Regions from separate parts of the Homo sapiens genome. Here region 2 is linked to region 1. A link is a loop called in an ENCODE intact Hi-C map of the cell type or tissue named here. Cell type or tissue: ascending aorta. All regions are shown on one strand. Links, peaks and the distances in the headings refer to the core of each region. The heading gives the core; the rest is flanking DNA. Region 1 overlaps ADAMTS3 (ADAM metallopeptidase with thrombospondin type 1 motif 3). Region 2 overlaps ADAMTS3 (ADAM metallopeptidase with thrombospondin type 1 motif 3).

Region 1 (2,920 bases), core at 107-2,606:
AACATTTTGCAAAAACACATTAAGCAACACAAAGCAAGGAATCTGTGTTCCTTCTCTCTCTTTTTTTTAAAGTAACTATACCATCAGTGCAATAAGGGAGAATCACATCTAAATCATATCTAATTTTTTTCCAAATCTGTTTTTGAATTTTACATTAAATTTAAGGGATGGGGGAAGAGAGAGAGAGAGAGACTGAACAACACTGATGAGTCTCAGGGAAAGCAACCAGACAAACACACAGAGCACCATTGCATTTTCATGAGCTAGACATAAACTAAATAGTAGATAACTTTTCCAACACTCTACATCTATTGAGTGTAAAGCTAGGATTTAAATCTAGGTGGTCCTACTCAAGGGCCTGCTCTTTAAGCCCACTGAACTATTCCATCAAAGATAATCAAGGCTTTAACACACTGTGATGTTTTTAAGGGTTCATAAGAAAGTAGATTCTCACCATGGTAAACTAGCATTTTTTTAAGCAATCTTACTCACTGACCTTCCTATTTTAAAAATAAGGTAACATAAAAACAGAATAATTGAAACATTAGAGTTAATTTACATAAATAAATGCTCTTTTCAATAGCTAAGACTATCCAAAATCTCAAAAACCTATTCTTCATCTGTTGGCTGTTAAAGGAGTTTTAGAAAAAGAAAGCTAACAAATTTCTCAAGGTGAGTAGACATTATCAAAGCAAATCACTGATTAGAATTTGTTTTTTACATTCTGACTCTACTCCCTTTAGAGAACTAAATCTGTTAGCTGATGTAATTAGATAGCTAAAATTCATGCTTTTTTGTATGAACATTTCACTTATTCTTCATAACAATTAAGAGAAGCAGGTATACCCTGTTATCAGTCACATTTTACAAATCATGAAACAGATGTCCACAGAGATTTGGTCTCTCTCCAAAGCCATATGACCCATAACTGTCAGAATACAGATGTTCTTAAGCTTGTGATCTAAACCCCATACTCAATCAACTATGCTAGCTGTCTCTTACCTTTATCTTAAATAATCACAAAAATTCTTAAATGGTAAATACCTTTCACAGATAATGATATGCCAAACCAGGTACTATTCAACTGCCAGTTCTTGTGTTGAATTTCCTAATTAAAAGGAGTCAAGCTACCTAGCAACTGACACCTTTGGGGAAGGGAGTCAGCTTGGAGGTGCATATTGGGGCTATCCTGAGTGAGCCTTATCTCACTCTAGATATGGGGCACAAGGCTAATTAGCAAATAGAGGCATCTAAAGTTTTGGGGTGAACTTCCTATATTGAATACAGTACTATCAAAATTTTCTCTTCAAAATTGACTTGAATGAGGTGCCTAAGGCAACATAAGTGGTGCTGGTCAAAAGATAAAGGGATCCATCTCTTCCTAGTTGATTAAAATGCTCAGACTCAAAGAATGCTATTTATTGTTGTTCCCCCAGTATGTAATTAACAAAAGACAAAAAAAAAACTTTCTGCAAGTTCCTAAAGAGTGCTATTTAGCAACATTAGACACTAGAGAAGTAGTTTTCTAAGATCAAAGTATAAGAGCATAAATCCAGGTAATTACCAAGTAATTACTAGCAGCCAATATCTGTCTTATTTGTCAGTGAGATGGTAAGAATGACTGAAAACCAGACTACTTTGTAAAGAGGAGAATATTAAAAACTCTTCCATTAGCATAAGGTAAAAATAGGGATTCTTCTCAACCATAAATGCTGATGTGACAAATCCTGTTGCTGTCATGCCATGTGACAGACACAACCGCAAGGCTTGGACCCCAGCCCACTGATTATGCCAGGCAAAAGGCTGGTGCTCCCAAACCTCAGGTCCTCATCTGGCAGCATGGGTCTGGGGCCAGTATTATACCAGGTCATACCACTATTGTGTTTTGGTCTATGATAGGCCAGGAGAGGAACTGGTACTTCACTAATCATGCAGTTTAAAAGTACCACTGCCTGTATATTGAGGCCCCTCTTCCAAAGTCTGTCATCAAGACCTACTAGAATTATGTGTGCTTCCCTACAATGCAATGTGCCAACAAAGGGGCCACGTCACTACCCCTGGTGCTGCTTTCTCAATGCATTTTCTCCAGTGTGCCCCAGTAGCTTGTGCATGTGCTGCTTAGCCATTACCCTTGTGAGACTTATCTTACAGTTTCAATTTCTGGACTATGAACATTAGAAAAAATAAATAAATGTCTTTTCTGTTCAAGTCATAGCGTTTGGGGGAGCTCTTTGCTGTAGCAGTTTAACCTCATTCCAATCAATCCACAGGCTATATTCTGTCAGCATTCTCCAAGACCACCCATAGATTTGATGACTCCTTAGGAGGATTCACAGGACTCAGCATATAGTCCTGTTCATGGTTAGGATTCATTACAGTGAAAGCATACAAAGAAAAACCTGCAAAGGGAAAAGTCACACAGGGTGAAGTTCAGAGGAAGGCCAGCACAAGCTTCCAAGAGTTCTCTCCCAGTGGTGTCACACAGAACACACCTAATTCCTCTAGCAATGAGTTGGATAAAACATGTGAAATGTTGTCTACTAGGAAATCTCATTAAAGACTCAGTGCCTGAGATTTTGTTGGGGGCTGGTCACGTAGCCATCCTCGGCCTAGCACAAACCAAAATTCCAGATTCCCAGAAAAAATTAGGTGTTCAGTATCACCCACACTGTTTGTACAGTTTTGGCACAGCAAGCCACCCTTATCAGTTCTGGGAATGCGAACCCTTCTAAATTCCAGTTTTTAATATGCCAGCCAATGACCAACCTTGCAAGGAGGCCTTTCCGAGGATAACAGCCTCAGGACTGTTATGTTAATTCTTTACCGCACAGGTATCCTAACTAATATTTTATATAAATCCAGCAAAAATAAAAAAGAAAATTCAGAAGAATAATCTGTTTCAAAATTTGTGAATGACCAC
Region 2 (2,920 bases), core at 180-2,679, 64 kb after region 1:
GAGCCACATGGCCAGGCTCTGGCACCATGGAAGAGCATGCAAGGCACCCCTCTGCTAGAAAACAGACATTCCAGTGTTTCTCAGGTAAGACTTGCTTATTGTGGCTGTGTAAGAGGCATCCAAGTGACAAAAACCTATGTTTAATCCATTATATGACCATTCCCAAATTATCATTCTTTGCTCTTTCACAATCTGGTATTTTACCATGCCTGTGTAGAGGTAGTTTTTACTTTGTCTTACAGAATCTTTTCTGAGGCTTTCACTGATGCCAACACCACTAATAAACATAAGAATTGTCATGATTACACCATCTAAGAAACTCCATGGCAAACTAAAATCTGTGGCAAATGTCCTACTACTGCAAAAGTGTAGACTCCATGAAGCTTCTCTCAATCAAAATTGCAAGTCCATTTCCAGCCGGGTGCCTTGTGCCACCCCGAGCATCTCTCACACCTGTCTTGCTAGAAAGGCCTTCAAGAGAGTACCAAGAGGAGAAACCAAATATACAAAAACAGCATACCAATGATTCCACACATCACTACCCCCAAAACAGGAATAAATGGGAGCAATAGAAAGAGGAGGAGGAGGAGGAGAGCAGGGAAGGAAGGAAGGAAGGAAGGAAGGCAGGCAGGCAGGCAGGCAAAAAGAAGAGAAGAGAAGAGAAGAGAAGAGAAGAGAAGAGAAGAGAAGAGAAATTTGCAACAGATAAGAATATCCTTAACACTAACCTACAGTTTCTATTATTTTCACTGTTGAAACAGACTGCAGACAAGTAAAAGGATAGCATACCCTTTCATGAAATCATCTACAGGCCTTTGGGAATGTCAAAGCCTAATGCTGGCCAGAGAAGTTGGCCAGGTATCTAAAACAGGAGAAGATCAAGTCTGGCCCAATCCTGGCTGAATCTTAGATTCCTGAAGGTCAAATAACATTCAGCACAAACTGACTGCCTGGATAAAGTGCACCTGAGCTACTCAGAACAAATGTCAGGGGAAAAAAAGTTGATAATGAGAAAAGAATGACACAAATTTCTCAATAATGTCTGAGGTCATTTCTTACTAGAAGATTCCAAAATGGAAGCAAACCATGAGTATAATAGACTGATCACCAATCAAAAGAAAATACATAAAATCTACATTTTAAAAGATAGGCATGGAAGCACTAGTGGAAAAGCTAGCCCTGGCCCAGCGCCAACATATTTAGAAAGAAGGCCAGCTCCATTTCATGACGTAAATTGAACATTTTTCAGATCCAAAATTTGTAACTACAGACACAGAAATAGACTGACACTAAGGGGAAAAAAGTTTGTTACACTTACTGATTCCAAACTTTCAAAGTAATGAAACCAAAACCAAAACCCAATATATCTCTGACAAGATTTTTCATAAATTATATACGTTAAAGGAAATATGATTGACCCATTATATTCATATATAAATGAAGCATTATTGGAGATTTTAAATTGTTAAACAATAGCTTTAAAGTTTGGAGGCCAGGCACAGTGGCTCACGCCTGTAATTCCAACACTTTGAAAGGCCAAAATTTGAGGATTGCTTGAGCCCACGAGTTTAAGAGCAACCAAAGCAACATAATGAGACCCCCTTCTCTATAAAAAATTAGCCAAACATGGTGGTGGACACCTGTAATCCAAGCTACTCAGGAGACTTAGGTGGGAGGATGCTTGAGCACAGGAGGTCAAGGCTACAATGAGCTGTGATCCTGCCACTGCACTCCATGCACTCCAGCCTGAGTGAGACCCAGTTTCAAACAATAACAACAACAACAACAATAATAAAAGTTTGCATGTTCCTTTCCCTTTACAGGAAGTCACATTTATAAAAACAGAATCTGAATACAAAAATAAAAGCTTATGCTTTACTAGAAAGTATTGACCAGCTCTACACTTCACAAAATGTGTTATCTATAGCAATAGACATGTTATAATACGTATAAGTTTATAATTTATTTTTATTATTAACATAATATAATATAAAATATAATAAGTATAGTTGGGATATGTATACTAGTCAAAGAACATATTTAGGGTATTGCTTTCATAAAACAGATCTTTTTCTTTCTTATAAACAAAACTGGCCCAATTACCTCAAAAAAGTACAAGCCAGAACTCAGGTGACTTATGTTTCAAATTGCTTCTAGATATAATTGTATGCTTGAAATGCCATTGTCTGGTTGGGAGCAGTTGAGTTAGAACATGAATCTATCAGCAAGGTCGACCCTTCTTTTGAAACTGCTTCAACAACCAGTCTCCATCTTTCAACTTAAGTTTCTTAGTAAATCAAATTCAGTACTGGACTGGGTCACTACAGCTCTCATAATACACAGGCAGTCTTGAGCTGATTTCGTGCATCAGGGATTCTGCAGTATGGCTGGTCTGAACCACACAGTCCTACAAATTGGGCAGGTTCCCTGGGCTTTGGTACCTGCCCACCACTTCCTTCAAAGCATCTCTCCTACAACCTAAAACCACTATCTTGGTTCTAACTATTTACTTGTGTCAAATAGCCAAATACCATTCTACTAGGTTTTTAGTTGATGATCTCTGAAGGGATGTATCGGAGTCTATCTCAAAGAACACTAAACAAGAAGAATGTTTTCTAAAAAATGCAGCAGTAGGGGTAGGGGTATGAAAACTGCCCCTGGATCCACGCTACATACTTCATCTCTGCTCAGAGATTTGCTATTACATTTGCATCTCAAAAGAGCTGGAGAATCCTACTATACTAGAAACCTGATTGCTTAAACAAATGTACTCCCAAACATATGTGGCCACAGGCCATTGCTTTATTATATTATATATTTTTTCCATTTATTAACATTCTAAAAAACATAGAGAAATTCTGATTTATCAGTCCTCTGAGTAGCATCTGCATTTCTTAGAGGTTCCTGACTAATCTTTGAT

The links. Peaks named below come from ENCODE experiments on the same cell type or tissue, not always from the same donor. Only the 100,000 strongest peaks of a DNase experiment are listed, where the experiment ranks them.
Region 2: a loop joins it to region 1, with 2.0 times the contacts of the local background. A loop is called at or near these places in 1 of 110 quality-filtered maps.

The regions. Positions count from the first base shown.
Region 1 is chr4:72,386,415-72,389,334 of GRCh38, forward strand. All of the region lies in intron 4 of ADAMTS3 (ADAM metallopeptidase with thrombospondin type 1 motif 3), which reads right to left. Among named protein-coding and RNA genes, the nearest start is that of ADAMTS3, 180 kb to the right of the region's middle. In ascending aorta, for the core only: no CTCF peak of the experiment used is centred there; no DNase peak of the experiment used is centred there; H3K27ac peaks cover 966 bases.
Region 2 is chr4:72,450,325-72,453,244 of GRCh38, forward strand. The region is part of intron 3 of ADAMTS3 (ADAM metallopeptidase with thrombospondin type 1 motif 3); the gene reads right to left. Among named protein-coding and RNA genes, the nearest start is that of ADAMTS3, 120 kb to the right of the region's middle. In ascending aorta, for the core only: no CTCF peak of the experiment used is centred there; a DNase peak (open chromatin) is centred at 1,207; H3K27ac peaks cover 1,212 bases.